Regions from separate parts of the Homo sapiens genome. Here region 1 is linked to region 2. The links are chromatin loops, found by intact Hi-C in ENCODE. Cell type or tissue: Calu3. All regions are shown on one strand. Each heading gives the region's core, and the rest is flanking DNA. Links, peaks and the distances in the headings are about the cores only. Region 1 holds the start of LOC107984734 (a long non-coding RNA gene). Region 2 has its middle 82 kb from the start of TLE3.

Region 1 (16,189 bases), core at 5,241-13,240, 54 kb after region 2:
GAGCTGTATTTTGCTTCTCTCAGTATCTTTAGTGCCTGGACCCTGGTGGGGCTCAGTGACCTTGGAGGGAGAGGGGACGAGCTTTACGTGCTGATCAGGAGCACAGGCCTTGGCACCAGGCTGGCCTGCACTGAAATCCAGCTCTACCATTTACTAACGTCATCCAAACCTCTCTGAGCCTCAGTTTTCAAATATACAAAATGGGGACATTGGTACCACAGACTTCATCAGAGGTCTGAGATCAAGATGTCAGCAGGGTTGGTTCCTTCTGAAGCTGAGAAGGAGAACCTGTTTCTTGCCTCTGCCCTCACTTCTGGGGGTTTGCGGGCAATCTTTGGCATTTGTTGCCTTGTAGAAGCATCACCTCAATCTCTGCCATTGTCTTCACATGATGTTCTCCCTCTGTGTCTAGGTCCACCTTTCTCCTTTTTTATAAGGGCACCAGCACATACATTTAGGATTCACTCTAAGGACCTCATTTTAACTTGATTACCTCTGAAAAGACACTGTATCTGAAAAAGGTCACATGTTAAGATACTGAGGGTTAGGGCTCCAACGCTTGAATGTTTAGAGGACAAAGCTCAACCCATCATACCTGCTGATTAGTTTATTCATTAGGCTGGGCACAGTGGCTCACACCTATAATCCCAGCACTTTGGGAGGCCGAGGTGGGAGGATCACTTGAGCCTGGGTGGTCGAAGCTGCAGTGAGCTATGATCACACCACTGCACTCCAGCCTGGGTGGCAGAGTGAGACCCTGTCTCAAAAAAAAAAAAAAAAGACATAAACAATTATTAATTAATTAAATTTAAATCTACTCTTATCACAACATGTAGCAGGCATCCCTTATCTGCTAACTGATCAATTAAACACTGGGAGATTATAAAGATGATCAAAAAAGGTCCCTACCTCCACAGAGCATAGAGAAGAGAGGCAGAAACAGAACTAGAGGGCTGACTGAGATCATCCAAAGAGGACTGGCCCATAATAGACCGTGCACAACAGGAGCAAGGCTCCAGCATGGGCGTAATTAATTCTGTGGATGGGGTCAAGGAGTCTTCACGGAAGAGATATGATATGGTTTGGCTATGTCTCCACCCACATCTCATCTTGAATTGTAGCTCCCATAATTCCCATGTGTTGCAGGAGGACCTGGTGGAAGATAATTGAATCATGGGGCAGTTTCCCCCATACTGTTCTCATGATAGTGAATAAGTCCACAAGAGTTCTGATGGTTTTATAAGGGGAAACCCCTTTCACTTGGCTCTTATTCTCTCTCTTGTCTGCTGCCGTGTAAGATGTGCCTTTCGCCTTCCACCATGATTGTGAAGCCTCCCCAGCCACGTGGAACTGTGAGTCCATTAAGCCTCTTTTTTCTTTATAAATCACCCAGCCTCGGTATGTCTTTATCAGCAGCTTGAAAACAGACTAATACAAGCTGCCACTTGAGCTGGGCATTTGCAGGATAAAGAGGGTGTCCATGGGTGGAGAAGGGAGAAAGGCCAGTGGACAGTGGGAACAAAGGGGATAGGCAGGATGGTGCCGGGCCTTGTAAGGGAGCACTGAGCAGTTCAGTGAGGCTGGGATGTGATCAACATGAAGCCAGGAGGCAAGAGAGACACTGTGGAGTCCCACATGTGTATTCCCTGCAGGCCAAGGGAAGCCAAGGCATGTGGTTGTGGGGAGGAGTGATTTAGTAAGGTCGCTAGTAGTGCAGGGAGCTGGAGTCCAGAAGATGACTTCCAAAAAGCCCAGGCTAGAGCTGCTGGGGTAGCTGGAGTAGGAATGGAAAGAGCCATGAACTCCAGACTTCTCCAGGGGTAAGCCAGGGCAAGTGGTGAGAAAGGAAGAGGTACAAGGAATGGACAAGAGGCTGAGTTAGGTGGTGAATGTGTTGAGTTGAGGCGTCTGGGGTGTCCCAGGTGGATATGGCAAGGCAGGAAGAATTCAGGCGAGAGAACAGGGCTGGACATGGAGATTTGAAAAGACAAATCTCTAGGACATTACACATTATGGGAGATGAGGACATTATCGGAGACATTATAGGAGGACATTAAGGGAGATGAGGCCACCTGGGGAGAATGGCGAGCGCTTAGGAAAGGGCTGAGGACAGGGCCCGGGGCCTCAGAGATAGTGAGCCTCAATGGTGGCTACACATGGCTTCATCTGGAGAGCTCTGAAGTCATACAGTGAACCAAGGACCATTCCTGGGGAATCTGATTTGTCTGGGATGGGAAGAAAGAACCAGCATTGGAATTTTTAAAATCAGCAGTTCTCATAGTTAGCTGCACATTGGAATTACCTGGAGAGCCTCAAAAACTTCTGCTGCCTGATGCCACACCCCGAGATCCTGATCTAACTGCTCTGAGGTAAGACCTGGGAGTCAGGAGTTTTATTTATTTATTTAGCAACAGAGTCTCACTCCGTTGCCCAGGCTGGAGTGCAGTGGCTTTATCTTAGTTCACTGCAGCCTCAAATGCCCAGGCTCATCACCACACCCAGCTTTTTAAAAATTTTTATAAAGACAAGGTCTTGGGACTCCAGTTGGTCTCCAGGCTTAAGCGATCCTCCCACCTTGGCCTCCCAAAGTACTGGAATTCCAGGCACGAGCCACCGCGTTTAGCCAATATGGGCAGCTTTAAATGCTCCCTATGGGAGCCAAACACATAGTCAGGACTGAGAATGCTGCTCTGCAGGGCAGGTGGTGGAGTGATTCATGGAGAAGCAAAGGGCAGATGGTGAGAAGGAGAACCAGGAGATCCTCGCAGCCTAAGAAGGCCAGGAAAGGGGATAAGTACTGTGAGGACATCAGAAGGGGGTGGCACTAAGAGGTCACCGGGCAGTGATGTGCTAGAGCCAGCTCCCACCTCTCCAAGAAAGCTGCTCCTCTGCATCTCTTCCCAACTCTGTGTTCAGTAGGTTCACTTGAGTAGCTTAGGATCAGCCATGATGAGATGATGAGTACCACAAAAAATTGGCAAATGCTACCAATCAGGATACAAGTCAGTCTTTTCTCCCAGAGAGCCCGTTGTTAAACATTTACCAGCACACCACTGTCTTTGGGCTTGAACGCCAGCTGGGCAGAGTTTGCAGGGCTGGGACAAGCTGTGTGGAAGCAAGCCAGGTTGTAGAGGCTTCCATTAGGAACTGAAAAGAGAGTCACAGGCTGGGGACGAGAAATTTCCATCTGAGGTCAGACTTTTAATCCATGTGTCTTCTATTCCGGGATGGGCTCCATCCCGAGGGTTCCAGATTTCCTGGCTGGAAATATGTCTTCCATACCCCCGAGCCTTTGCCCTCCCTCCATGTGAGCAGCTTTACAGCCTCCAGCCCCTGCTGCCCACAGCAAACGAGAGCTGCAAACACTGATTGGCCCTCACTCTGCACAGGCCCTGGAGGGACCCCAGAAGCTGTAAAACCTGGTCCCAGCCTTCAAAGCCTCCACTCACTGAACACTGAAGGCAAAAAGTTAAATGACCATGGAAGAGAGGAGTGAGAGGTTAAGTCAGAAATGAGAGACTGTCGCAGCCCAGAATTGTCAAATGGATGTGCCAACAACACATGCTGCAAACGTCGGCAGCCCTGAAGAAGAGGTGGTCTTCACTGAGGGGCAGTTAGCATTGGCAAGTGGGCAGAATGAAGGCAGTTAGCATTGGCAGGTGTCAGCTGCTGAGTTGTCTATGGCCATCTCATAAGGGGAGGACTGGGGTCTGCATTATTTTATTCCCACAAAGACAAAGACAAAGACATTTCTTTTTATGTTGAGACAGGGTCTCACTCCGTTGCCCAGGCTGGAGTGCAGTGACACAATCACAGCTCACTGCAACTTCAACCTCCTGGGCTCAAGTGATCCTTTTGCCTCAGCCTCCCAAGCAGCTGGGACTACAGGTGTGCACCACCACACCTGATTGATTGATTGATTGGTTGATTGAGATGGGGTCTCACTCCATGGCCCAGGCTGGTCTCAAACTCCTGGCTTCAAGCAATCCTCCAGCCTTGGCCTCCCAGAGTATTGGGATCACAGAGCTATTGCACCCAGCACTCCCAAAGCCGTTTCTATGTGGTTTATACTTATTGTCCAGGCCTTTTTTGCATTTCCCAAGAGCCCCTGCTCTAAGCACCTGCAAGATCCTCTGGGATGCGCTGGATGCTCTGGTTGTAGCAGAGAGCCAGCCTCCTTGGAGTCCCTGATGAACCCTGCCTAGTCCTTCCCAAGCCTCTCCTCCTCCCTACCTCCCACACACGTTCCGCTTTAATCAGCAATCCTCTCTCCTTTCAAACTCCTGGCTGGGCAATGGTAGATGAGCTCATCTGGTCAGTTCCAGCTGGCTTCCACACCAATACATTTGAAGTGCTAGCACAGGCGAAATGAAGATTGGTGCTATGTTTAGGGGAGGCATTAATAAACCAGGATGGGTCCAGGAGCCAGTGATCAAGCTATACCCCAAAAGCCAAGTCACAGGGGGAGGCCCAGGGACCAGGCATCATTTGGTCTGGTGAGAGTCTGACCCGAAGAGCTTACTTTGGAAGCTGGCAGAGCCACTACGTGGATGTGGAATTCATCTTTTGTATAGCCATGGAAGGCTGAATTTCACCAAAGAGAGGAGTATCCATAAAGCAGAAACAGCCCAGTTCCAGAGCTGTCCAGCCTGCTGCCTGCAGAGGCCTCTAAAGTTGGCAAAAAGCAAAGGCCAGCCTAATCCCCATCGGCTGGACACTAGTCAGAGAGGGCCACCTTTAAAATTACCACTGCTAACACACAGGGCAGTGCCCCCAAGACCCCAGGCCACTCCACCCTCAGCAACTAATAGGGGCCAAAGTTCCTAGGAGGGGCGTCAAAGGTAGCATTCTCTCTCTGTTTACATCCGCTAATGCTAGAACCTGATGCACTTCTTCCCCTCTCCTGGCCCTGAGACACAAGACGTCTCTGAAGCATGGTCCCAGAAAAGGCCATGCCAAAATGTAAATGATCAATAACAGTGAGATCAGCATCGAGGCTGGGAAGAAATATGACTCTGGACCAATGCCTTAAGCTACAGAGAAAAACTTCCTAGGTATAATACCAGGCAAGGCCAAGCTGCACATGGGGACTAGCCATTACGGAGCTCGATGCCAAGTCCTGTACTGAGGGCTGGACCTCTTCTATCTCATTGGATATTCCTTCTCAGAGGGCCACTGCATATTCCTCACAAACCTACCTGGAGGCAGGGGTCAGGCCGGCCATGGAGGTGGGAAAGCAAATCTTTTAAAAGATACCTTTCCGTACTCTCTCCTCCATGAAATAGCATTTTACATTATTAAATAGAATACCACACTGGAGCAGATCTTGCAGAAAGATAAAATAGAGAGTGGACTCAGCCCTATCACAGAAGGATCAAGGACTGCAGAAGGATCAGGGGCCCCTGTAGGTTCCATCTTCTCCGATGTTTGTTTTTCAGATTGTTAAATACTTAACAGAGGGAGAGACAAAAAGCCAGTGTTCCAAGCCATTGCTGATTAAGTATCAATCAGAAATTAAGACAGAACAAGTCTGAAATTGTAATGATCCTTTTTAAGGACAGGCCTTTGTACACCTGATATATATATTTGTAATATACATATATATGTATATATTTATAAATCTGCCTGGCAGGAAGCTAAGCAACTAAAGCATGTGCTTAAATAGAGGTCACCTGGCGACCCTGGCACTCAGATGGGTATCACACTTCTTGTCTTACAGGTGAGAAACTGGTGCTCTCAGAGAGCGTATGAGTGGCCCAATGTCACACTACCTCTGGGTGTGTGCATGTGGAGCCAGGATTTGATCCTGGGCAGATCAAACCCCAAGTGGTAAGTGCCACTCCTTCCCTCCTACTGTCACACCTCCCCAGTGCAGGCAGAGGAGTTACATGCAACATGCAAATGTCTTCCCTTCTCCTAGTTGGCAGGGACCTGGGCTTTCCTTGTCAGCGCGGTGGTGGGTTCTGGGTCAGACACTGCAACTCACACTTACTGAGCATTTCCTATGTTCAAAGTTCTAACTTCCATGTGTCATGTTATTTAATCATCACAGCCACCAGGTGCAGTCGATCACATGCTGACCCCCCACTTTACTGATGAGAAAACTGAGACCTAGAGAGGTTGAGTAACCTGTCCAAGACACCTGGATGATAAGCCGGACCCAGCCAACAAGCCCAGCCAGCTTGATGCCAGAATCCTCTTACCTGACCTCTGTGCCTGCCATCCCAGCTGCTAGAGTGGAGAGCCGGCCTTTCCTCGCTGCAGGATGGACCCTAGGCCTCTCTCTGGGTTTCCAGATCCTGCTCTGAAGAGCCGGCCTTTCCTCGCTGCAGGATGGACCCTAGGCGTCTCTCTGGGTTTCCAGATCCTGCTCTGGAGAGCCGGCCTTTCCTCGCTGCAGGATGGACCCTAGGCGTCTCTCTGGGTTTCCAGATCCTGCTCTGGAGAGCCGGCCTTTCCTCGCTGCAGGATGGACCCTAGGCGTCTCTCTGGGTTTCCAGATCCTGCTCTGGAGAGCCGGCCTTTCCTCGCTGCAGGATGGACCCTAGGCCTCTCTCTGGGTTTCCAGATCCTGCTCTGGAGAGCCGGCCTTTCCTCGCTGCAGGATGGACCCTAGGCGTCTCTCTGGGTTTCCAGATCCTGCTCTGAAGATGAGGAGATGACATTTAGCACCAGCCTTCTCTAACTGGCTCTAAGAGGAATCGGTGTTCCCTGGTGGTTCAGGAGTCAAAAGGGCCAACTGTAGCTTTATTCCTCTTTCAAAGGAAATAAAGCAGAGGTCCTATTTGGGGATAGGCCCTATGCCTGAGTTACTTTGGCACTTAATTGCTATTATTTAATTGCTGTATTGGGGAGCACAAAGTGATCTACTGCAAAGTTATTAGCAAATTCTAGTTTTAAGGAAATAATTACTGAATTCTCCCTCCCTGGGTTGAGTAATTCCTTCCAAGATGCTCAGCGACATTAAGCATTTTCACTAGGGCCACTAGCAGCTCTGTAATATGCAAATAAAGTAACTCTGTAATTACCAATAAAATGCTTACTGAAGTGACAAATTTTTACTCAGCAGCGAGTTGGGGGAAAAAATGGCATCATTTGTTTTTTAAGGATCCTTTAACCTTGTTAGTTGGCATTCATTTCCGTGCTGTTTTATGGTCATTTAAAAGGACAACGGAGCCAGTACGCCTGCCTTGATGGGGAGAAGCCCTCCTGGGAGCTCCCTCTTCCAACCAGCCTTGCCCATTGTGTGGAGGCTCGGATGGGCCGATCTGGGTGCTGGGGAATTGTAAGCACATGGCAGACCTGCCCTGAGGGTCTCTGTGTATGCTGGGAGTTTGGCTTTCAACTGGGTTCAGGGCTGATCTTTCCAGGTGGACAGATACAGAGTGACCTCTCAGCCAGAAGCAGCTGCCAGAGCGATCCTTCTGAAAGCCCAAGGATGGCTGTGTTGCCCCCTGTTTAAACTCTCCCTTGTGCTTTAGGGATAACAGCATCAAGTCCTGTCATTTCAGGCTCTCAAGGCCTTTCACAGCCAGCCAGCCAGTCAGGGCACTGGACACAATAAGGCACAATAAGGGCTCAAGCTACCTCTTCGCCAAGGTCATCCATGCCTCCCCATGCAAGCTTGATTTCTCTATCTGTAAAATTGTGTATCGGTCAGCATAGACTGGATTATGCAGCAGTAACAAGCAAGTCCAAAAAACTCAGTGGCATAAAACAATCAAAATGTATTTCTTGCTCATGCTACATGTTCATCATGGGTTAGTAGGAGTTTCTGCTCATCCTACTCACTTAGCAAAAAGAAGGCTGATGTAGCCATTATGGCAAACATTGCTGGCCTGTCACCATTCTGGAAGGAACATGAAACATTATCCAATCTGGAACGATGTGTTACTTCATTTCACAAGGCATTGGCCAGAACTATTCACATGGCTCCACCTCACCAACCACAAAGGGGTCAGGAAGTGAAATTCTACGTTGTACTCAGAAGAAAGAGAATCAGAAGTATAGGATGACAGCACTAATGACCACCATAAATGGGGATTTTTTTTTTTGAGACAGGATCTCACTCTGTCACTCAGGGCAGAGTGCAGTGGTATGATCACAGCTCACTGCAGCCTCTGTCTCTTGGACTCAAGCAATCCTCCTGCCTCAGCCTCCAGAGCAGCTGGGACTGCAGACACACATCACCATGCCCAGCTAATTTTTTTTTATTTTTTAGGAGAGATGGGGTCTCTTTATGTTGCCCAGGCTGTTCTCAAACTCCTGGGCTCAAGTGATCCTCCCACTTGTGTCTCTCAAAGTGCTGGGATTACAGGTGTGAATCACCACACCCAGCCCACAAATGGGGATTTTTAAAATTGTCTAAGAATGATCTTCTAAGGGTTGTTGTGAGAGCTGAGTGTGATCACACTTGTAGAGAGCTTAGCACGATGCCTGGCACATGGTAAGTGCTGAGCCAATACTACATAGTAATAGGTGCTCCATATCTTCTACATGCTTATTGGCTCTCTCTCTCTCTCTGGATCACTATAAATTGTGGTGATCAGAGAAAGCTTTCAAAGAAAAGTTAACATTGAACAAAGTCTGGATGACGCTGCAATATCAGGAGATGACTCTCTGAAAGGAGGAAGGGCGTGAGCAAAGGCAGTGAGGTCAGACAGTAGGATGCACAGGGACAGCTCTGGGAGATGAGCTTCACTGGCATAGAGTTTTTCAGAATAGTCCAGCATTCAATAGATAAATCTCAAAGAATGAGAAAAGTGGTCTTTATTCTGAAGCTTGAGTTGGCAGAAACAATTCACAAATCAGGAAAATTCCTTTGATGTGCCCTGCATTTAATTCTTGGCTCAGAAAAATGCCTCTGGAAAATAAGGTTGGCATTAGATCATCTTAACCCTTGATCTAAAACCCAGATCCCAGCTGAGAAGCTAGGCCTCCTGACTCCAAGTCCAGAGGCCACTCCACAGCCCTAGGAAAATCCCCGTGCAGTGGCTGACCTGGTTTTTTCTCCTTGTTGCCAAAGGCTCCATTTCTGGGTGACCACAGTTGCCCCTGGGGATAAGTCTTCTCTCCTATTTGCATTGGTAACTGCTCAAAGTCCCACCAAGACCTTGGCAACGTGCCACCCACATCGTCTCACACTGGCCCAATTGTTTGTGGCAAATGCCTCCCTTTTGAACTCTAGACCTTCTGGAGGAAACGGTTTCAATAGGAATAACTCCCAGCTCTCCCCAGTCTTGCCATCTGGACGTCTGGAATGGATCTTCCAGGATACATGGCTCTTTTGAAGGAAACGAATTCAATTGGTAATTGTGTTCCCATTTAATATGCCTAAGGAGTGGTCCTGTACTCTTGCTAGTACATTTTTTTTCATTCAACAAACACTTATTGATCTCCTACTGCAAATTAGACACTGGGCTGGGTGTGGGGGTGGGGAGGTGGAGAGAGTGGACGCTTTTTACAAAATGCCTTTGACCCAATAGAATAAGAAACACAATAGAGATAGGCACCAAAATCTATGGGAGCCCAGCAAAAGGGACAGTAAATTGTACCTGGCAAGTCCAGAAGGCTCAGAAAGGAGACTGGGCCACCAGGCACTGAAGAGAATGACCCTGCAGAAATTTAGGGGGGTCCTACACTTATTCCAAAGAGGAGGCTCACAGTAGTCCTGGACAAGTTTAGGATGCACACAATGAAACATGAATCCACTGAACAGACATTTTAATATGGGACCTGCTGCTTCTCAGGCACAGAGCTGGATGACTGAGGTCTCCCGAAAGGAATGAGGCATAGCCCCTGCCCTCAAATTGCTTACTGTTTGGTTATGCAGGTTAAGGTCTGAGCACTGATTATTCTACCTCACAGCCCAACCGCAGCATTCACATTGCCTTAGAAACCCTACTAAAGTTCTTCCAAGTGGATATAGCAAAATATTCTCAGGAACCAGGGGGGCCCAGGGCAGGCTTGCTGGAGGAGGTGGCAGAACCGGGCTCTGGAGAGATGGAGTGGTGGAGAGCAGGGAGGCAGGGGCAGTGGCACACACAGGCAGGTGACCACAGAGCCAAGTCACAGGCACAGCCACACACACACGTGTCCCAACAGGAAGGAAGGTCTGTCTGAAATAACGGGGGCAAAGCTGGGGTGGTGGGGTGAAGAGATATGGTATGGGCCTGAGGTCACCAATGTCATCACCACCTTTTGCTTGGCCTTTTGTTTGGTTCTTTCTCTGGATCCCACCTTTCAGCAGGCTTTTTCTTCCGAATAGACCACTTCTATTAAGCAATGATCTGTGTGTTTTCCCACAGAATAACCAGTGTTGGCTCAGTTATTATTATTCTAGCCAAAAAGAAAAAGAACACTTTCTGAACATTTCACTCTGGAGCTCCAGACTCTTCCATGGCTCCCCGTTACCCTCAGAATAAAGCCCAGCATGTGAGGCCGTTGACCACCTAGCCCCTCAGCTCTCTGCTAGGCCTTGCTGAAGTACTTGTGATTCTCCAGACCTGCATATGTGCCCCTCTCCACATGGAAGCTTCTCTTCCCAACCTCAGTATCTTCTCTTCTCTCTGGGCTCAAACCTTAATGCTTCCTCCAGGCAGTGTTGCTGACCCACGGATACAGTCTCATTGCTGAGCTCTGATCACTCTGTGTGGTCATGGTTCATTTGCTTGTCTGTCTCCCTCAGGGGGCTGTAAACACCCGGCAGGTGGGGACTCGCATCCAACCTCCAGTGGCCAGCACTGTGGGATATAGAAAAACTCAATAAAGTTTGAGTAGTGAGCAAGTGAGCACATGAGTGAATGTGAAGTGTCATTTCTGGTTGACCGTGGAGTCACATCACAGAAGAAGGTAGCAGGCATTCACCAAGCTTCAGAAAGGCGTGGAAAGAACCTATAGATTACACATGAAACCATCCTCACAGCTGCCAGACCACAGATGCCTGGCACAGGCACTGGGGAGACAGTGGGGATTTTGCACATGGGAGGGACAAGCCTTTTCCAGCCATATCTCGTTAGATAATTTGCCCAAATCACACTTGTTGTGAGAAGCGGGGTTGAGATGCCCCAAGTCTCTTGGGCTTGGGGGCTCCTGCTCTCTGCAGTGCCCCAAGAGATGCTGGCTGCTGAGGGAAGGAGGAATCTCCCCAGGCAGAGGTTACCTTGTGCCCCTCTGGAGTTTGCCCACCCTGGGGCTCTACCCTAGAATGCTCCCCTAGCACCCTCTCCCCATGCCATCCCTTAACCAGCTAGCTCCTCCCACCCTTCAGCAAATACACCCTGCCTCAGGGATCTGTTCATATCTGGTTAGCCCTTATGCACCCCCTGTCCCAGTCAAGAGGGCTGGGCAGATGGTGGAAGCACCAGCCAGGTGGTACTCACTTCTCTCATGGGTGCTTTTCCCATCCTCTCTCTCTCTCTCTCTCAATATTTCTACCTTCTGGGCACAGACAGGAGGCAGGATCAGTATTTCTGATTCCTCATGAGATGAGGTCCTTCTGATCCCTCCCACGTTCTAAACCCCCATCCCTTACATTGTCACCACCAACAGCAAGTATTAATTGTGCACCTATGGTGTGCCAGCCACTGGGGACCCAGACACACCCCAAACTCAGTCCCTGCTTTTGACGGGTTTGAAGAGACAACATGAAGGATGAAACTGTCATTAAATAACTTGCACAGGAGTCCCAAGTAGGATGGGGGGCAAAGGGGTCCCTGGTACTGAAATTTAGAGGGTACCAAAATGTAAAAAATGACATTTATTATTTATTTATTATTTTATTGATTTTGAGATGGAGTCTCACTCTGTCACCCAGACTGAAGTACAGTAGTGCAATCTCGGCTCACTGCAACCTCTGCCTTCCGAGTTCAAGAGATTCTCATGCCTCAGCCTCCCAAGCAGCTGGTAGCTGGGATTATAGGTGTGTGCCATGACACCCAGCTAATTTTTGTGGGTTTCTTTTTTTTTTTTTTTTTTTTTTTTGTAGAGACAGAGTTTCACCATGTTGGCCAGGCTGGTCTCAAACTCCAGGCTAGTCTCGAATTCCTGACTTCAAGTGATCCTCCCGTCTCGGCCTCCCAAATTGCTGGGACTACAGGTGTGAGCCACCACACCTGGCTAGGAATGACTTTTAAACATTGAACACATTTCTCAGCCCTCCTTTTTAACTCCCATGCCAGTCTATGGAGAGGACTGGGTAGGTGACCAGTTGGCTGGAGGCAACCTCCCTCCCATTCCATGTGGCCATGGACCCAAGGGTGCAACTCGTGCTTGGTGTCCCAGGCACCTACATTGTTGGCTTTGGCTACCACTGAGCTCAACAGTGAGCTGCTTGGTGTGCATATACAGCTCATCACAGAACCAAACTCGATCATCCTGAGAGGCAGGGAGGATCTCCCTGCTTTAGCTTGAGTGTTTGTCCAAGTGAGTGGAGCAGCAGAGATTTGTTTCCAGGTCTGAGAGACCCTGAAGCCAGGGCTGTGGCATCCACTGTCTAGTTTTGACCCTCACAGTGGTCCAGCTGGGGAGGCTGAGCAGATGGACATATTCTCACCTGGCAACTCATCGATGGGGTTCTCCACTGTTAAAAATAGACAATATCACCATTTTCAGGGGATGTCAAAGGCTTGCAAAGACAGACATCCATCCCTCGTTGACCAGCCATGCAACATCATGGATAGTGGTTGCTTTGTGGGCAAAACCCCTGGCCTTGGGGCTAAGGATAAGGAGGGGCAAAGGAAGAAGGAGAGTCCCTATTTTCCTCTCCGTCCCCATCTTGCCTCTCCATACTTCTAATCCTCCCCCACTCCAACCCACCACTAGCCACACTCATTCATTCATTCATCCATTCACTCCTAGTGAGCACCACTCTGTGCCAGATACTTACCTAGCTCAATCCTCAACATCAAGGAGCACTTTGTTATTACCTCCATTCCACAGAAAAGAAAACGGAGGCTTAGAGGTTAATTATCATCCAAGGTCGTGCAATTAGCAGGGGATGGGATTCCAACTTAGGGTCCAATTGTGAAGTTCTTTGAGCCATATTCCCACAGGAGGGCTCCCATCTGCTCCTGCCCTCAGTTATTCAGCCGTCCTAACAGGAAAGGAGCCTGGGAGCTAGGTGAGCTAGGTGTCCGTTAGGAGAAGTTTCCAGAATGCAGGGCTCCTCTTTTTCCTCCTCAGGCTTTTGCCAGCCCCACATCCCTGAGGCAAGTCCCTCGGCCTCCCTTGGGTTCCCCTTTCCTGGACCAAGAACACTTACTGGAGCATGCCAGAGAGGACTAATTAACAGTCTGCAGAGGGCTTGGAAGGTGAAAAGCAGCCTTCAAGTGGCAGCCTATTATCCCTAAGCTTCACATATGAAATAATGAAATTCCAGGTTCCAAATGGAGAGGAAAAAGTCCTTAACAAGGTGATAAAGGGAGGCAGCTAAGGGCCAGGTAGAGGGGAGGGTGGTGAGTTCATTCTCACCTTTCCCATGCAGGCCCCAATAGGCCCTGGGCTAAAAGTGTGGGGTCTGGGTCAGCCGCTGCTCCAGGCAACAACCTGCATCCTGGAGGAAGGAGAGCCAGCTTCCCACAGGATCCAGAGGCAGGTGGTAAAGTTGGAAGGGGCAGTTCTAGGAAGGAGGAGCCCTGGGTTCTAGTCCCCACACTGTCACTGACCTGATTCCTGACCCTGGAGGGCTCCTGCCCTCTCTGGACTCTGTTGACCCAAGAATTGACCCACGGAGTTCCAGCCCCACCCCCAAATATGGATGTCCCTTGAGGATGGGGGCTTGGCTTCGCTCCCACTGTGTTCCTGGCATGAAGTACCAAGCCCAGTACCAAGCAAGGGATCAGTAACTTTGCTGATGAGCAGCTGACTCTGGTGCTGATAGTCTGGAGTTCTAGGACTCTAAGTGTTCATTCTGTCCTAGAGTAACACAGCAGAGAAGGAACAGTCCTCCCTGTGTCCTCAGGGAGTTTCCTGACTGGCTGGGCAGCAGAGAATAACACACACACACACACACACACACACACACACACACACACGCACGCACCCCATTAATGGGTTCCCTGGGGGCAGGGATCAGTCCCACTCACTGCTGGGCCTCCAGGGCCTGCCAAAGGGGCAAAGTCACACTCAGACATAAACTCTTGGTTTTAGCAATCCAATAAACAGTCATGAAACTAAGTGAGGAAAGTTATTAGATTGAAGGGATTTGAGGGAAAGTCCCATCAAAAAGTAAAACTTGATCCCACCTCCACTTCTTGGATGAGTTACTTAATCTCTCTGGCCTCAGTTTTTTCACCTATAAAATAGAAACCATGAGAGGACCTACCTCACCAGGCTGTTCTAAAGTTAAATGAGTTAATTCCTGTACAAGCTGAGAACAGCATCTGATACAGTATCTAATAAAGTCAGTTATTATTACTTTTATTATTATTATGTACTTGGTTATCATTATTTTCATTCATCAATTATTATTCTCTTCACCTCTTTGCTGCCACCTGGAGTTCCTGGAACCCCTTCACGGCGTACAGCAGGGAGACAGGGAGGGCAGATGCCATTTGCACAGCCATTGGGACTAATAAGCCCCAGCACCCCAACACACATGGCTGGGGTCCACATCTCCCACCTGGCATCACATTTGATCCTTACAACAGGCTTGAAATCCAGAGAGGCGGGTACCGTTATACCCAGCTGCAGATGAGAATGCCGAGACACAGAGCAAGGCAGCTGTCTCCGGTGACCCAACTGGGCAGGGCAGAGCACAGATTTGCACATGGATGAGCAATCATTTGTGTAGCCAAGAAACGCCCCTTCAACAGCAATTGGCCAGGCCCCAAGGATGTAAGAGTGGGGAAGACAAACATGTTCCCTGGCCTTCTAAAGCCAACGTTCCAGTAAATAGACAAGCTAGAGAAAGATAAATGAATACATATCACAACTTGTGGTCAGGGCTGTGAAAGAAATTAACAAGGTTCTATGATCCCAAGTAAAGATGAAATTGTTCCAAGAAGACTTCTTTAAGGAGGTTTAAGCTGAGCCCTGAAAGATGAGAGGTGAAAGGAAGCTGTTGCTTCTGGCTGCCTCACCACTAATTCTCACTAAGCTGTAAATGACCAGCTGCAGGTCTGCGCCTGGAAGCAAGGTTTGTAAATGGGAGGGAAGAGGAATCTGAGGGCAGTGTGAAGGCCCTCAGGGAGGAAAAGAAAAATGGTGCTAGAGAAGGAGAGGGCTTGGAAAGGCAGAGGAGCCTTGCGGAGGTTGCAACTTCCAAGGACTTTGCTGAAAACAGAAAGCCAAGTTTAGAGGTCCAGGGAGATCCTCCCATTGCTGAAGAGGAAGGATAAGTGCCTGAGTCCTCCCAGAGACAGGCAGCGATTTGAAGCTATCAAGGCAGAAAATGAAAATCATCTGTTCCTGGGAGGAGGGATGCAGGAAGAAGACATCATTCTTAACTGGAGCAGACGGAGAGAGCGCTACACTGCAGGTCCCCCGAGAAGGGTGTCTACCGCTCCTTCCCTTCTCACAACTGTCATGCTTTAGCCTGCCCCATGCACCTCCCCACAGCCTTGCAGAGTCCCTGCTACGTGCCCCACACTCTACTCAGCTCTGAGGAGAGAGGAGAGACATAGGCCTGTAACAGCACGTGTAAGCAGGCCCGGGGGAGCAGAGAGGGCCTCTCTAAGGAAGCCCCACCTGAACTGAGGTATAGAAAGGGAGGGAAGTGGCCTGGTGTGGTGGCTCATGTCTGTAATCCCAGTACCCTGGGAGGCTGAGGCAGGAGGATTGCTTGAGGTCAGGAGTTTGAGACCAGCCTGGGTGACATAGCAAGACCCCACCTCTGGAAAAATATTGTAAAAATGAGCTGGGTGTGGTGGCATGCACGTGTGGTCCTAGCTATTTGGGAGGCTGAGGCAGGATTGCTTGAGCCCAGGTGATTGAGGCTTCAGTGAGCCATGATTGCATCACTGTGCTCTAGCCTGGGCAGCAGAGCGAGACCCTGTCTCTAAAAAAATAATAATAATTTTTTTAAGAGGGAAGGAAGTGTGTGTCTGGCAAAGGTCAGCATGCACAGTGACCTGCTGGTAAATTTCTAATAATTGGCTCTAGGGTGGGCGGTGGAGGGGTCAGCAGATTGGTAGCATTTGGCATTGTATGGTGTAAACACTCTCATGGTGGCATGATGTCACTGAACGCA
Region 2 (16,189 bases), core at 2,886-10,885:
GTTCTTGGGGCCACACAGAGAGAATGCTTGCTCTCTGTTTCCTTCTGCTTGGTCTCCCCGAGACAGCTATGCAGCTAGAGTAGACCAGTATACTGGCACTGACAGGGCGAGAGTGTGGCAGGAGGAGGTTGGCAAGTCCCATAAATCTTCCTGGAAGAAAGGCCTTGAAGGTGAGTGAGACCTGGCTCAATGCATGAAGGAAGAGGCTTTCTGGGCTGAGGCAAGAGACAGGCTGAGGGGCAGGAGGCAAAGGCCTTGATGGACAGACAGAGGACCCCATGGATGGTATGAACATTCTGGCACAGAGTAGGGATCATGGCTTAGCTGCCCCTTGTTCTTTGCTCTGGGGAATGCCCCTAGTACACCCCGGGCCGTGAAGAACTAAGCCAGTGTTTCCCAAGATGGCTGTTGAGGCACAGCCCCACACCGGCAGGACAGCCCTGGGGGAGGGCAATATTCCCATATCTGGCTCAGCTCCTGCCCCAAGGGAGCTGCCCACACACGTGTCCTCCCCCACCATGTGAGTGGGACCCTGCTAGGAGGCAGCGTGCTGCTTGCCCGTGGCCCCTGGCTCTCCTCCTCCTCCTCTGACCGGGCCTTCTCTGTCTTCTGATGGAAAGACCTCCCTGCCCAGCAGTGTCTGGAGCTCTAGAAGTGTTCAACAAGCCTTAGCTCCGACGCCCAGGCTCTGCCCTAAAGGTTCCCCAGTGTTTAGTCCCTGATCACTCTTCCCTGCCAGCTCCCACAGAAAGCCCAGCCCCAGCAGCAGCTCTCACTCACTCACTCACTCATTCAGTAAGGTGGGGGCCCTCCTGCACTCCTTCCGAGTGCCGGCTGTGGAATCTGGGCAAGCATGCTGGTGGTGAATAGGATGGCCCTGCCCGTGAGGAGCTTGCAGTTGGTGGAACAGAGGAAACATGGATGTAATTTGCTGCAATACAGGCTAGAAAGTGAGGGCTATTGCAAAGTGCTTAAAGGATGGGGGAGATTGTTTTATCTGTGAGACCCGGGGGGCTTCTTAAAGAGGTGGCATCTGAGGACTAGTTAAGCTCCGCTTTACACGACGCTGCTCAGAGCTGCAAAAAAAGCATGATGCATTCGGACGACTTGGTTTGCTAGACTGCTGAGATCCTTGAGAAGCTGGAGATGAAATACGCGGGAACTTGCGGTGAAGGACCTTGGGGGCCAGGAGGGAGTCAGAGAAGGGTTCGAAGCAGGAAATGGTATGACCAGATTTTGGAAATAACCCTCTATGGCTACAGTGTCAAGAACTGGGGGGAGGAGGGTGCAAGGGCAGCTGCTGAAAGACCAGTGAGAAGGTGACCACATGGCCCAGCAGTGAGCAGATGGCCCAGGACAGGGAAGGTTGGATGCAGCTGAGATTTAGCAGGAGGAATCCACAAAATCAACATTTGGATGATGGGGTGGGGGCCAGAGGGGCATCTGTGATGGAAAGTCTGGGTTGAGGCCTGCACTCTGGATGGCTAAAAGTGCCATGACCCTACAGGGAGGCAATGGGCGCAGCTTGGCGAGTTCAGGACAGAGTCAGGACTGAAGACAGTGATTGAGTCATGAGGTGGGAGGGGAAGCAGATGGAGAAGAGGAGTGGCCAGAAAGCCCCTGGGGAGAGACAGCCGCAGGGGTGGAGCCAGGCTTCCCACCCAGCCTGCTCTCCCCTTCTCCCCACAGCCCAGGCCGCTGCCTCAGCCCTGGTTCCCCAGGCAACACCTTGCCCCTTCAGCCCCACTGGGGGTGGCATCCACTCCCCAGGGGAGCTCACAGACCAGTGCCACACCACTGAAGCCATGGCAGCCAGAGGCCTGGAGACCCTCATCCCCCACCTCGCCCCATTGCACTGGCCTCATCTGCCAGCACGCCCTCCCTGGGCACCAAACAGTCCATTCTCTCAGTCCACCCCTACTCCATAGCCACACTTAGCCATCCCTCTGCACTCAATCCACCAAGACTTTTCAAGAACAAGAAGTGCACCTCCATTATTGTATGAAGCTGCTGAGCTGCCAGGGCTTATTTGTGACTGCGCCATAGCCTGGCCTCTCCTGCCTAATGGAATCCCTGTGCAGAGCTGGCACCTCGCACCTTTGCCCATTCCAAGCTCTTCCCTTGTTCTCCACTTCCTCCTAACCTTCCAGGCCACTGCCACCCCTCCTGAGCCCATCCCTTCCAGCCACTCTCAAATTCCTGAACCCATCTCCACTCACTCGGACAATCACTTAAAATCAAGCCTAATACCCCTTTGTGTCTCTCAAAGCACCAGACACCCTGCTGGATGCAAGGGGACCGAACCAAGAGGCACTCCAGGTGACTAAGCCCCATGAAACCCCCACTCCGCTCACTGGGCCTTCCTCCCTGCTTCCTTCCTTCAGTCCATTTGGCCTCCAGGATCTAATCTGGGGGAGTAGGAGAAAGCCGTGAGGGAGAGACAGAAACTATTCCTGGTATTGTTCTAAGGCCACAGCCTGTGGTTGTGGAGGGAAGCGAGGGGGGCTGGGAGATGGGGAGGAGAGGTTAACAAGATTTAAAAAGCCATAATGAGACCGCAGCACAAACCCTGCAATTATGCTCCCAAATTTAATCAAAACAGCTTCCCGCACTGGGCCTGTAACATCTCTAACAGGCCCCATCAAGTTCTGCCTCCCAGCCCATCCCTTGAGAGAGCACAAGGCCCTGAGGTCTTTCTGCAGCACAGGGGCAGGGCCAGCCCCCAGCACAACCCACCCAGCCACCCCAGCTGACAGCAGGCTTATGGGACTTAACTTGGCTTAGATGCACCAGGTCTCCAGGAAGCTCTTCCTCCTCCCTCCTCCTCTCCTTCCCACCACCTTCCCCTCTGCTTCTCACCTCTGCAGCCCACTCCCCTTCATCCAGCCCTGCTCCACTGCCACCTCTCCAACTGAGACCCCTCCACAGCCCTGGCCATCATCTGTGTGCAGGCCCCAGACTCCTTCAGGGCTTCCCCAGGGTGGGGCCCTTTCTTAGACACCAAAAACATACCTGGCCTTGCCCAGATGCAGTGACCTTCTTGACAGCAGAGGGTATTTTTTCCTCTGCATGGTTTGGTTTTGGTCTCCCCTGGCATATGGTAGGTCAATACCTGTAGCAAGGACTGTTCATGCTCACTGTGTGACCACATGCTACCTTTCCCAGACTCTTGTGTGAAAGGGTTGAGACCACGTTGCTAGTTCAGGCCGATGGTCTGTAGCTTCCAGATTGAAGCTAGGAGCCAGCATGTCTTCTTCCTCTCTCTGGCCCTCTGTCCTGGTCATGTATTTCAATGAATGTACCTACAGAAGAAGAAAGCTACTGTGATGGTTAATTTTATGTGTCAACCTGAATGGATCACAGGATGCCCAGATATCAGGTGAAACATGATTTCTGGATGTGACTGTGAGGGTGTTTCTAGAAGAGATTCGCATATGAATTTGTCGACTGAGTGAAGTGCATCTGCCCTGCCTGATGTAGGTGGGTATCATCCAACCCACTGAAGGCCCGAATGGAACAAAGAGGTAGAGGAAAGGAGGACTCGCTCCGCTCTGCCTGACTGCTGAGCTGGGACACTGATCTCCTGCCCTTGACACTCCTAGTTCTCAGGCTTTCAAATGCAGACCGGAATCTATACTATCAGCTCTCTGGCTCTCAGGCCATTGAACTACACCACAGCTTTCCTGGGTCTCCAGCTTGTAGACAACAGATCAAGGGACTGCTCAGCCTCCATAATCATGTGAGCCAGTACCTGATAATAAATCTCTTTATAGATCCTATTTATATGTGTGTGTGTGCCACACACGCGTTTATACTATATATAATAGACAGATCCTATTGATTCTGTTTACCTGGTGTTCCCTAATACAGCTACCCAACCCACATTGGACCATCCATGAATGAGAAATCATCATTATAGGCCGATCGTGGTGGCTCACCCCTATAATTCCAGCACTTTGGGAGGCCAAGTCAGGTGGATAACTTGAGGTCAGGAGTTTGAGACCAGCCTGGCCAACATGGTGATGCCCCCGTCTCTACTAAAATACAAAGATTAGCCGGGTGTGGTGGCGGGCACCTGTAATCCCAGCTCCTTGAGAGGCTGAGGTAGGAGAATCGCTTGAACCCGGGAGGCAGAGGCTGCAGTGAGCCAAGATTATGCCACTGCATTGCAGCCTGGTGACAGAGAGAGACTCTATGAAAGAAAGAAAGAGAGAGAGAGAGAGACAGAAAGAAAGAAAGAAAGAAAGAAAGAAAGAAAGAAAGAAAGAAAGAAAGAAAGAAAGAAAGAGGAAGGAAGGAAGGAAGGAAGGAAGGAAGGAAGGAAGGAAGGAAGGAAGGAAGGAAGGAAGAAAGAAAGAAAGAAAGAAAAACATAATCATCATTATAGTGCTAAGCCACTGAGATGCCAGGGCTTATTATTCCTGCACCATAGCCCAACCTATCCTGACTAACACAAACCTGTCATTGAGAGACTAATGAAAATATTTTCAAGTCACTCCCCAGTCAAATGGAAGAGAGTAGAATGGCACATCTGGCCCTGAGTCAGGAAATTTGAGCTCTAGTTCTATTAATATCTCTGTCAACCGATTGCTGTGTAAATTGGGCAAGCCTCTTAGCCTCTCTGGACCTCAGTTTCCTCATCATCTGTCATGTGGTTGAGTCACATGAAATGATATTATTCATTAAGACAAGAAATACAGGAAGAGGTTCAGGTTTGTGGGGAAAGACCTGGGTTCCATTTGGTACCTGTTGAGTGTTTCATAGGCATACAGTAGGTTCTGGGGCAAAGAATAAAAACGGGGCTGGAGATATGGATTTGAGGTCATAGAGAAAGATGGTGGCTAAAGATGTTATGAATGAGGTAGCTGGCAGGGAGGACAATCAGGAAAATAAGGAAAGAGGGCTCTTTGAAAAGAAAAAAACGAAGAAGCTGAAGTCCAGAGACATGAAGTAACTGGCCCGAGATTACACGGTAGGCTGGTACCAGAGGTGGCGCCAGATCTGGAGCTTTAGCCCCAGACTCCAGGGCTCCATCCCTTGTCAGCACAGAGAAGCTGGGAGCCTGGGGATGGTAAGGCATATCCCAGTGAATGCTGGGATGCTGATCAACTGTGCGTCTTGGGTCACTTCTATGGGAATCGGCTTCCCTGTCTGTATAATAAGAATTTGGTTTTGATATAGTATGGGGCTTTGTGATTTATAAACTACCTGCATAATCATTATCTCATCTGGCTCTTAAAATTGCCCTTTGAGGAAGTCAGGGTACACAGGTAGATCAAGGCTCAGAGAGATAAAGTGTGCCCAGATCTCTTGACTATAGGTCAGGTCCCCTCACACTGAACTCCCTTTTCAAGGACCACGAACAGGGTCCCCCTCTGCCCAGACATTGCAGACAAAGGCCAATCCCTGCAAGAAGCACCATCCACCCACCCACCCCTTTCTCTCCCTTGTTTCGATTCACTCTCCCCAAGACCCTTTATTTCTATAAGTCACAAGTCATGGGTATCCCTTGCTCACTGGAAGTAACCACATTTCCTAGGATTTTGCTGATGGTTCTGGGACGATGGGAAGATGATTGGGGGCCACCTGGAGGGATAAGATGACCATGGAGTTTCTCAGCCTTGCTGGCAGGGGAAGGGGATGGCTCAAGGATGTTGGTTCATCATGAAGCAAAGCTTGAGAAAGGGTGGTCTGACCCCAGACAGGGATTTTAGAGTCTGCAATTTCTGGGTTCTAGAGGGGAAGATGGGTAACTGTTCTCTGAGGCAACATGAAGGATTTAAGGCATTTTGTCAACCAAAGGCCAAGCTTTTCTATAAGAGCCTATTCTGGGAACAACTCAAAGAAGATTCCAGTCCATTCCAACTCATCCCATCCACTCATCCAACAAATATTGATTGAAGGTATTTCCGCCTCTGCCCTCGAGGGCTGCCAGTAGAGCAGGGAGGAGACAAGAGGGAGAGCAGAATGCAGAATTTCCACCTAGAAGACCCAAAGTCAAAGCCTGATCAACCAGTTCCAGCTGTGTGGCCTTGGGCTAATTACTTGGCTTCTCTCAACCTCATCTGCAAAATAGAGCTAATAATACCACCCAACTCCCTATGTCCCAGGGTGGCTTTGAAAATCAAGAGATCTTCTTTGACAGAGTGATTTGTAGGGTGTTACGAAGAGGATAAATCAAGCACTTATTTCCTAAGGATAAAGGTAGGCAGCCACAAGTGCTGCTGGAGAGGCCCAGATAAGGGGTTATGAAGGCCCAGAGCAAGTGGACGAGGGGAAGGAGTTGGGACAAGGGAAGGACTGAAGAAAAGAGGTAAGCTATTGAAATTAAAGGATGGGCACAGTCTCAAAAGGCAGGAATGGCAGACAAAGGATATTTCAGCAGAGAACAGAGCAAGCCAAGATATAGAGGCCAGAAAGAAGAGAGCAGGTTCCAGAGACAGCACAAAAAAGCCATCAATATCTGCAGGGGGCCTGCGGGAGATAACATTGCAACTGTATTTAGAGGAGATGACAGAGTGGCTTGAACACTAGGCGGAGACATTTGGACTTTATTTGGCAGGTTGTGTGTGTGTGTGTGTGTGTGTGTGTGTGTGTGTGTGTGTGTGTGTGTGTGCGCAGCACGGTGGTTTTCACTGTGGACCCTGGACAACCAGCAGCATACCACTTAGGCACTTGGTAAAAATGCAGACTCCGGGCCCCGCCCCAGTCCTCCTGAAGCCGACACTCTGAGTGTGGGGCCCAGAAATCTGTGCTTATCAGGCCGTCCAAGAGATGCAAATGCCCTCCATGTGCGAGGCCCACCCTTGTAGCAGAGTCTGTCGGTGCCCTGCCCTGGCCCTTTGTCTTGCCAGCTTCCGTCTGCCACCGTCAGAATCCCTTCAGCTGGAACCTAACTGTGGCCACTGGAGTCTGCGCTCCCCAGGCATGAAAAGACTGGTAGTGCCAGGAATTAACAACCCTGGGGAGCAGCCCTCACCCAGTGATTGGCAAGAGCTCGTGAGTCATAGCCCAGCCCCCTGGCCCTCAAATGGCACGGCTCTGAGATCGAAGTTCTAGACTCTTTCCTGGGATTTCCCAGGAGGGTTGAGCCCTGGCACCCACAGTGGCCACTGGCTTGAGAATACCCCCGTCTGTACTGGGCACCCTCCCTCTCACTCTCACTTCTCTTCTCCCCACTGGTGTTTTCTGGGACATCTCTCAAACGAACTACTTGCCCTTGAGTCCTTGACTCCGCTTTTGGAAGAACCCAAACCAAGATCATTTGTATGTGGATGCACGTGTGTGCACGTGGAGAGGGTCAGCGTCAGGACGGGTAGAGGCGGGGAGTTGCTGACTTCCTGGCTGGGGAATGGCACTGGTAGACGAAGATTCTGGTCGCGGAGGCAGAGTGGTTTGGAGATCAAAGACAGGAGGAAAGAGCACTGTTGAGACGTTGGCAAGAACAAGGCAGGTACCTGAGGACTTGGCGAGGGAGGGCAGTGAGGAGAGGACCTCCTCCTAAAGCTAAACTGCCAAGCCTGGGCTATGACCCACTATAGGGTGTGAAAAAGCAAAGGGGGCCAAACCTCACACCAGCTCCTTATTATTATCCCATTTCTTGGACAAGGAAACTGAGGCTTGAGGATGAGGTGACTTGCCCTGGGCCAGGCCTCGGAGCTAGTCCAAGATCTGAGATCAGAACCGAAGCCTGCCTGGCCAGAGCCTGGTGTTTTCTTGCTGCCTTTGGTAATACAGGCTCCAGGCCAGTCAGTTCCCTGGAGCCACACTGCTCCTTACTGCTGCTTTGATTTTTGTACCTCTGAAGATTCGGGTGTTAACTCTGGACAGAAAGGGGCCAATTGTCATCCAGCAAGGGTCTCTCACACACCCACAAGCGTTTCCTCAGAACTCTAGCCCATCCCTCACGAGAAAAACCAAGTAGCGTCTGCAGCCAGGTGGCCCAGGTTTGCAATCTAGCTCTTCTGTGCCATGGCTGTAAATCCGGGCAATTTACTTAGCATCTTGGTGCCTTGATTTTCTCATCTTTAAAGCCAGGATAAAGATGTGTCTCCTGAAACTCTTAGGCAAGTCCGATTGTTGGTGTTGCTGTTGTTGGTCTTGCTCAGGTTGTTCATTATGCTGCCAAGTTTGGAAAACAAAGGGTCAAACAAAACTCCTGATTCTGTCACTTGTTTTTTATCACTCAACTCATAAAGTGGCAGAGCTGGGATTTCATCCTAGGATTGGCTGACACCACAGCCCCAGTGCTGAACTCAGCCCCCAGATGCTATGAGAGGGTAACATAATTAAATGCCAAAAACAATGGAAGAGTGTGGTTTGGCTCATTGCTTTTCTTTCAACATCTACCTGTTGGCACAGTCCCAGAGGGTGCAAGTTGAGGAATGCATTTCTATAAGTGCAGCCATTTTAGGGCCAGAGAAACAATGCCTTTGAGTAGAAATTAGGTCAAGGAATTTAGGTTCTGGTGCTGGCTCTACTGCTTACTCACCTCTGTGACCTTAGGCAGGTCCTTTTCTCCTTAGGGCCTCAGTTTCATCTTCTGTAAAATGGGTACACAAATCCCTTCCTTTTTCACAAGGTTGTGGGGAGACTTGATCAAGAAGCATTTCTTATTTGGCTCATGCCAGATGCTAGTGGGGAGAAAGATGTGTGGGAAATGGCCCCTGGCCGGGAAGCTTGTGGTTCTCCCATGGAGAAAGAGGTGTCAGAGGAGAGGGAAAAAAAGGAAAAGGAAAAAGGGGGAAAAGAGGAACAATGTTTATTGAGCACTTACTATGTGTTGGGTGCTGAGCTGAGGGCTTTACCCACATGTGATTTCCACAACTGCCTTGTGAGGTTGAGATATTATTCCTATTTTACAGAAGAGGAAAATGAGTCTGGGGAGGAGAAAGATAAGTTGTTGGTATTGGTGGAGCTGAGAATTAGATTCCAGTTGGTCTCCAAAACATGGGCCCTTTCTCCCATGCCACACTCCTTCTCCACTCAGTTCAACAGATGGGGGTGAACCCTTCTCGGAGGCCTAGGACCCTGGGGGAGGATGAAACCACTGCAAAATGGTGTGACAGGTATAAAAATATAAGCATTAGATGCCATGGTAACTTACAGAATCTCTCCAATGAGGCACAAAGTCTGCATAGGGGAAGAGATACTTGACCTGGGTTTTGAAGGATGAGTAGAAGTTTTTCAGACAAAGAAAATATGGTCCTTCAGAACAAGGGAAATTGTATGTCTAAGGCAAGCAGATGTTGAACTGTTTGCTCCTTGAAGAACTGCAAATGGCTCTCAATTACTGAGAGATGGCAAAGAGAAGTGGAGAAGACATATCTCACCAGCAATTCAGCAGCGGTGTGACTTTGAGCAAGTCACTTAACCTTTCTGAGCCTCAGTTTTCTATTTTATTAAACGAAGCTGGCAATGCCTAATTCATAAGGTCATTAGGTTTGGATGAGATAAATGTAGAAATACTTTACACATATTGCTCTTATTGAATTCTTATAACCCTAGGAGCTGAGCTGGATGCCAGTACTATCCCATTTTTTGTGGAGAATCAGAGAGGGAAAGAACTTGCCCAAGGGCACACAGCCAGAGATGGCAAGTCCAGGATTCAAACCCAGGCAGCCTCATTCCAGATCTTGCCTTCTTAACAATCTGTTATATTGACACAAAAATCCAAAGTAAAATACTAGCAAAGCAAAAGCAGCTTTAAATGAAAACATGAATAGGCCATGATCAGGTAATTTTTATTCCTGGAATGTGGACATGATTTAATATTAGAAAACCTGCTAATATAAGACATCATATCAATAAGTTAAATGAGAAACACCATACAATTATTTTTAAAAGAATAGAAAAGAGGCTGGACACGGTGGCTCATGCCTGTAATCCCAGGACTTTTAGAGGCCAAGGCGGGCATATCACTTGAGGCCAGGAGTTCAAAGCCAGCCTGGGCAACATGGTGAAACCCCATCTCTACTAAAAAATACAAAAGTTAGCCAGGTATGGTGGCGCACCCCTGTAGTCCCAGTTACTCAGGAGGCTGAGGCATGAGAATCATTTGAACCACGGAGGTGGAGGTTGCAGTGAGACAAGATAGCACCACTGCACTCCAGCCTGGGTGACAGACCAAGACTCTTTCTCAAAAAAAAAAACAAACAAAAAAAAACATAGAAAAGAAGATTCAATAAAATGTTACATAAAGAACTCATTTAAAAAACCTGTAAGTAAACTAGAAATAAGACACTTTCCTACCTTGATTAAAACAAAAACAGAAACCTTTCTCAAATCAGCCAACATACTACCTAGTGAGAAACCAGAAGTATTCCATCAAAATGTAAAAAAAATCAATAATATATATTAACTTAATAGGGATTATTACTCCCATTATTACTTAAATACTCCCATTATGTAACACTATTCTGTGGGCCTCAGCAAATATAATACAATTAGACATGAGAAGATATGAGGGATAGCAAACAGAAGGGAGGAGATACAATTGTCAGATAGCATACTTTTGCCTACCTAAAAAATTTCTCAAAACACAAACCCAAAAAACCTATTAGAATAATAATACTCAAATTCTACTAATACTAAATGCAAAATAAATATATATGTACAGTATACTTTTTAAAATTACTTTTTCCATGTACCAACAAGAACAAGTAAGAGCATAACATTTGGAAAAGAAGATACCATTGACAGTAGCCACAAATATTGTAAATGTGAATTACCTTAATAGTAAATGAGCAGGACAACATGGACAAATAATAAAACATTTCAGAGATATAAAGAAGACTTAAATAAATGGGTGATGCAACATATTCTCAGAGGAGAAGGCCTATTATAAGTCTTCTTTTTTTTTTTTTTTTTTTTTTGAGACACAGTCTCACTCTGTCGCCCAGGCTGAAGTGCAGTGGTGCGATCTTGGCTCATTGCAACCTCTGCCTCCCAGGTTCAAGCAATTCTCCTGCTTCAGCCTCCCAAGTAGCTGGGATTACAGGTGTGCGCCACCACACTTGGCTAATTTTTGTATTTTTAGTAGAGACGGGGTTTCATCATGTTGGCCAGGCTGGTCTTGAACTCCTGACCTCAGGTGATCCACCTGCCTCAGCCTCCCAAAATGCTGGGATTACAGACATGAGCCACCACACCCGGCCCATAAGTCTTCTTATAATAATTATTATAAGACTTCTAACTATTATAAGACATATTATAATATTATAATGATGTTCATTCTTCCCCAGATTAATGTATAAATGTAATGCAATTTTTTTAAACTATGGAAATCTAGGCCTTGATCAAGTTATTCTAAATTTCTAAATTATTCTAATTTTCATCTGGAAAAAATGAAGAGATGAAGGTAGCCAAGAAGATTTTGAGAATTAAGTGAAATGAGAGGAGACTGTCCCTGCAAAAAAATATTATAATACAAGGTTATAATCCTTATAGAAACCAGTATGGCTGCAGCGCAAAAATTATTAGATAAGTCAATGAAAGAGGAAAAAGAAAATTAGCCTAACAGCAGAGCTTAGGACATAAACATGCTAGGTACATATGTAGAGTCAGCAGATAATAAAATGGCAGCTCCTAGCAGCAAGGAAAGAAAAAAATTATGGATTAACTGGTAATAAGGCAATTGGTTAACAATTTAGAAAATGAAATAAGTTTAGATCTTCACGTCATACTTGATTCCAAAATAAATTACAGAGGATTAAAGAGCTAAACATAAAAAGCAAAGCCATAAAAATCTAGAAGAAAGCAAAGATAAATATTGGCTCTTAAAATGCAGTGAAACAAGCTCTAGAAGGATAAAAGACATGAAAGTAAGAAAGATAAAGAAAAATTAATACCTTTGACCAAAGAAAAATTGAAATATTTCAAATTCTCATAAACATAATAAAGTAAACTAAAAAGCCTCATTACAAACTTGAAAACATTTGTAATAAAAAGAAAGATTGATCTGAATATATAGAGTCAGTCAAATTGATAAGAAAACAACTAGAATGCCAATGGAAAAATCAACAAAATATACATGGAAAATTCACAAGATAAATGCAAATTAATGACCACAAAAACACAAACAAATAAAAATGTGCCATAAATAATTTTTAAGTCATTTTTAAACTATTAAGTTAGCAAAAACTTCAAAAAAGTAATATTACTCTATGTGGACACAGGTATAAACTAACAGCACCTTACATTAGAAAGCAATTTGGTGCTACATTTTAAGAACCCTGCCCCCAAAAAATCTTTTGACACAGTAAGTCTCCTTCTAGGAATCTAATCCAAGGAAATTGTCAGAATTGGGGGCAAAGATATATATATGTCACACAATGCTTGTCACAGATTTATAATAGCAAAATTTCAAAAACCACATAAATGTCCATTAACATGACACTGCAGGAGAATGGTTTAATTAATTATGATATAGTCACACATGGAATATTATATAGTCTTTTACAATAATGCTTGTGAAGAATATTTAAAGACATATAAAGAGGAAAGGCTGGCTGGGCACGGTGGTTCACGCCTGTAATCCCAGCACTTTAGGAGGCCGAGGCAGGTGGACCACTTGAGGTCAGGAGTTCGAGACCAGCCTAGCCAATATGGTGAAACCCCATCTCTACTAAAAATACAAAATTAGCAGGGCACGGTGGTGCCTGCCTGTAATTCCAGCTACTCAGGAGGCTGAGGCAGGAGAATCACTTGAACCTGGGAGGCAGAGGCTGCACTGAGCAGAGATCATGACACTGCACTCCAGCCTGGGTGACGGAGTGAGACACTGTCTCAAAAAAAAAAAAAGGAAAGGAAACAATAAAATATTTGGTGAAAAAATAAATTTTATAACAATAGCAATAAAATTTTCTAATATTTTGACAAAACAAATACTTCAAGGATCATGAAATTTTAAAATTATTGTTCTTATGTCTGTTTGTATTTTTTTAGATTTTTAACAATAAACACAGTCATTTATTTATTTAAAGCATTTAAGATTACAGCCGGGCATGGTGGCTCACACCTGTAACCCCAGCACTTTGGGAGGCCAAGGTGGAAGGATCACCCGAGGTCAGGAGTTTGAGACCAGCCTGGCCTACATGGCGAAACCCCATCTCTACTAAAAATACCAAAATTAGCCAGGCATGGTGGCAGGTGCTACTCGGGAGGCTGAGGCAGGAGAATCACTTGAACCGGGGAGGCGGAGGTTGCAGTGAGCCAAGATTGCGCCACTGCACTCCAGCCTGAGCGAGACTCTGTCTCCAAAAAAAAAAAAAAAAAAAAAGATTACACCAGGCCTGAAATGAAATCATGTGATAAGGGATAAGAAGGCACTTTGACAAGTCCAGAGTTCTCTACGGCTTGTGTTATTTTTACTAGAAACCCCCTGGTGACTTAACAAGTGTCTAGGAGAGACCCTCCTGAGTTGTCACTCACACACAGGCAATTCTGGCTTCAGGAGCACGCCACAGCACATGGATCGGAAACCACCTTGGCTGCTGAGAGGACAGCTGGCTTGACTTGGCTGTTCCTCAATGTCTTCCCTCTGCGTCTGCTCCAGGCTTGTTTGCTCTCTCTGTAGAGGCAACATCACTGCTGGTATCATTATCTTTTCAGGATGAAACAGAGTTCTCACACACACACGTACACACCCCTTCAGTGACCAGGCAGCTTCAGCCAGACTCCTGTATCTTTCATAAGACAGATAAACCTGGAGGTTCAAAGTCTTTCATTCGTTCCCCCTTGCTACCATCTAGTCAAGCTTTTGTCCTGCTCTGAATCTATGTGTCTCTACCTGGCTACATCCTTTGTTACCTGGTTGCTGCCTCTAATTTTCTAAGCTTGGGGAGGAGGAAAGAGGAGGAGGTAGACCAAGGTTGTAGTCAGGGTCTGCTACCAATTGAATGTATGGGTGACTGGGGGCAAGTTATTTCCCCTCTTGGATGCTCACAGTCCTCATCTGGAAAATTGACCAGTTGGATGAAACCATCTCTGAGGACCTCTCCAATACCCATGTGTTCACAGGTAAATTTCTCAGGGGAGGTAGAGATTTGGCTCTCCCTTGTAGGGAACAAGAGGTACATAAAGGTCCATGTCCAGGAGGTGGATTGCGGTGATGTTTGTGATATGGGGATGTGTAGGTGGCCTAGATGTTCCTCATGCAGAAAAGTTAAGGAGAATATGGTAAGTGCATATTCCAGAAGACTCTAGCAACTGGAAGCCAACACTAGATGTACATTGAAAAGATGAATAGCACTCCAGGACACAGCATTTCATGGAAAAGTAAGAAGCAATAAGATCAGTAGCCCCTATGCCAATGCATCTGACTGTGCTGGTGTGGAGAAAGAAAGCAGGGGCTTTGCCAATACACTTGGCATGGAAAGGGAGAGACCCTAGACTCACTGTGAACTCTTGTCTTACGAAATCCCTCCTTTGGCTCTCAGAAACAAGTTTGTTTATTTGTTCGCAAGCTCTTCTCCCAAAGACACAAATCTGATCAGAAGCTGTGCTCCATTCAACAGGAGAATCTGGGGTGACAATATAATACTGGCTAGAAATATTTTGAGTTGTTCTGTGAATCTCACATCGGGTACTTATTTCACTGGACTTCTCTGTTTCAGTTTGTCTTTGCTCCTAAAGGAGCTACTTGGAAAGGTGCTTCTTGTCCTTCCAGCTATACCTGCCTCCTACGCCCATCTTGATACTTACCCAGCATGCTCTCCCTTTCTCTCCCCAGAAATCCATCCTATTAGACCAATTCCCTAAGGAGGGAAAACATCTTGGGCCCTCCTGGGCGGAGGCCTTCAAGGTTCTCATCTGTTGAGACATGGACAAGATTTCTGAAGGGGAAAGGCAGAGAGGACTTAGAAGGAGATGGCAGGAGAGCACCAAAGGCAAACATGGCTGACTGCGCTGTAAGCCCAAGGGCAGCCCCAGGAACAGAAGGAAAAACCAGCCCTGCTGTCATGCCTGGCTTCCAAGACTCGGGGCTGCCATCTCATGTGTGTCTAATGTTAATGGGCTTAAAAGTGCCAGCCTTGCTCATGAGTTAATGTTCCCTTAAAAGCAGTTTGGACCAGGACAGCAAAAGCACTTCAAGAAGTCTCTGGGCAAGAAATCTCTGGGAGGGAAGAAAGAGGAAAAGGTTATTCAAATAATAGGTAGAGCCGTAGGGAGAAAAAATGATGACTTAAGAAAGGAGAGAACATTTGCATATTCCCAGAAGTAGAATGACTAGGTCAAAGGGGAGGAGAATCTGTAGAGTGCATCCTATCTATGGTGCAAGCGCTTTCTTAAAAGATGTAATAATTCCAAATGCTACCAGCAGGAGTTGGGTATACCAGTTTCACCACTACTATCTTGTCAGCTTTTGGTGGTGGTGTTCTCAATTTGTTTTTGCTCCTTTGGTAGACAAGCAGTCAGTCCTTCTTCCTCCATTTTTTCCATTCAGCAAGCTTTCACTGAACACCTACTAGGTCTTGAGTGCTTGATTTGTTATGGGAAGTACTGAGATGGCAAGACAGGGCCCCCTTTCTGAGCAAGTGCACACTTTGGCTAAGGAGGCCGAGGGAATGAATATGCCCAGGTAGGGGAGCAATGCACAGTCAGGACCAGAACAGGGAAGGGTGGAGCCCAGGCCCAGATATGGCCCAGGCCAGACTCTGCTCCCAGGCTCTCCTCCCTGGCTCAAGGGCTCCAAGGCTTGAGAGAGCTTGCAGGAGCACCTGCCACATCTGCAGGCTTGAGTTTCTTCAGGCTCCAGCTCACCCAGAGGCAGCCTGACAGTACCTTCTGCGAGAAAACCAGGGCCTCCCAAGTTCTGGAGACTCATTCCCAGCTGAAAGAGGGGGTGCAGAGAGCCATGGGCTGGGAGCCATGAAACTGAATTCTCCTCTTAGCTCTGCCACTGACAGTTGCTAGGTGGCCTTGGGCAAGCCTTCCTTCCCTTCTCTGAGCTTCAGTCTCTTACAGAGGGGGAAGGTGGAATGGGTAGAGAGGGTTATGCCTGCCTGCACACGTCTGGTTACTTGTGCCCTCCGCTTTGGGAAGAAAGCCTTCTCAAACACATCAGCCAGTAAACTACCATCCAGACAGTCCCAGATTCAAATGAATAGACTGTCTATCTCTTCACTGTAAACCAAGGGAGATTGTTTCCAGAGGAAAGATGTTCAAGGGGGCCTTTCTAAGAAGTATT

Evidence for each region. A loop is a pair of places that touch in the nucleus more often than their neighbours do. Peaks named below come from ENCODE experiments on the same cell type or tissue, not always from the same donor. Only the 100,000 strongest peaks of a DNase experiment are listed, where the experiment ranks them.
Region 1: it touches region 2 in a loop (2.8-fold over the local background); 4 of 110 quality-filtered maps call a loop at or near these places.

Annotation. Positions count from the first base shown.
Region 1 is chr15:70,120,422-70,136,610 of GRCh38, reverse strand. It overlaps LOC107984734 (a long non-coding RNA gene), which reads left to right and starts at 5,726. Exons shown (of 2, transcript XR_001751739.2): 1 at 5,726-5,829; 2 at 6,053-7,036. RefSeq lists enhancers at 10,767-10,816, 10,827-11,006. In Calu3, for the core only: no CTCF peak of the experiment used is centred there; a DNase peak (open chromatin) is centred at 9,110.
Region 2 is chr15:70,171,863-70,188,051 of GRCh38, reverse strand. No RefSeq gene overlaps it. Among named protein-coding and RNA genes, the nearest start is that of TLE3, 82 kb to the right of the region's middle. RefSeq lists enhancers at 635-1,135, 6,295-6,878, 6,879-7,462. In Calu3, for the core only: no CTCF peak of the experiment used is centred there; a DNase peak (open chromatin) is centred at 6,971.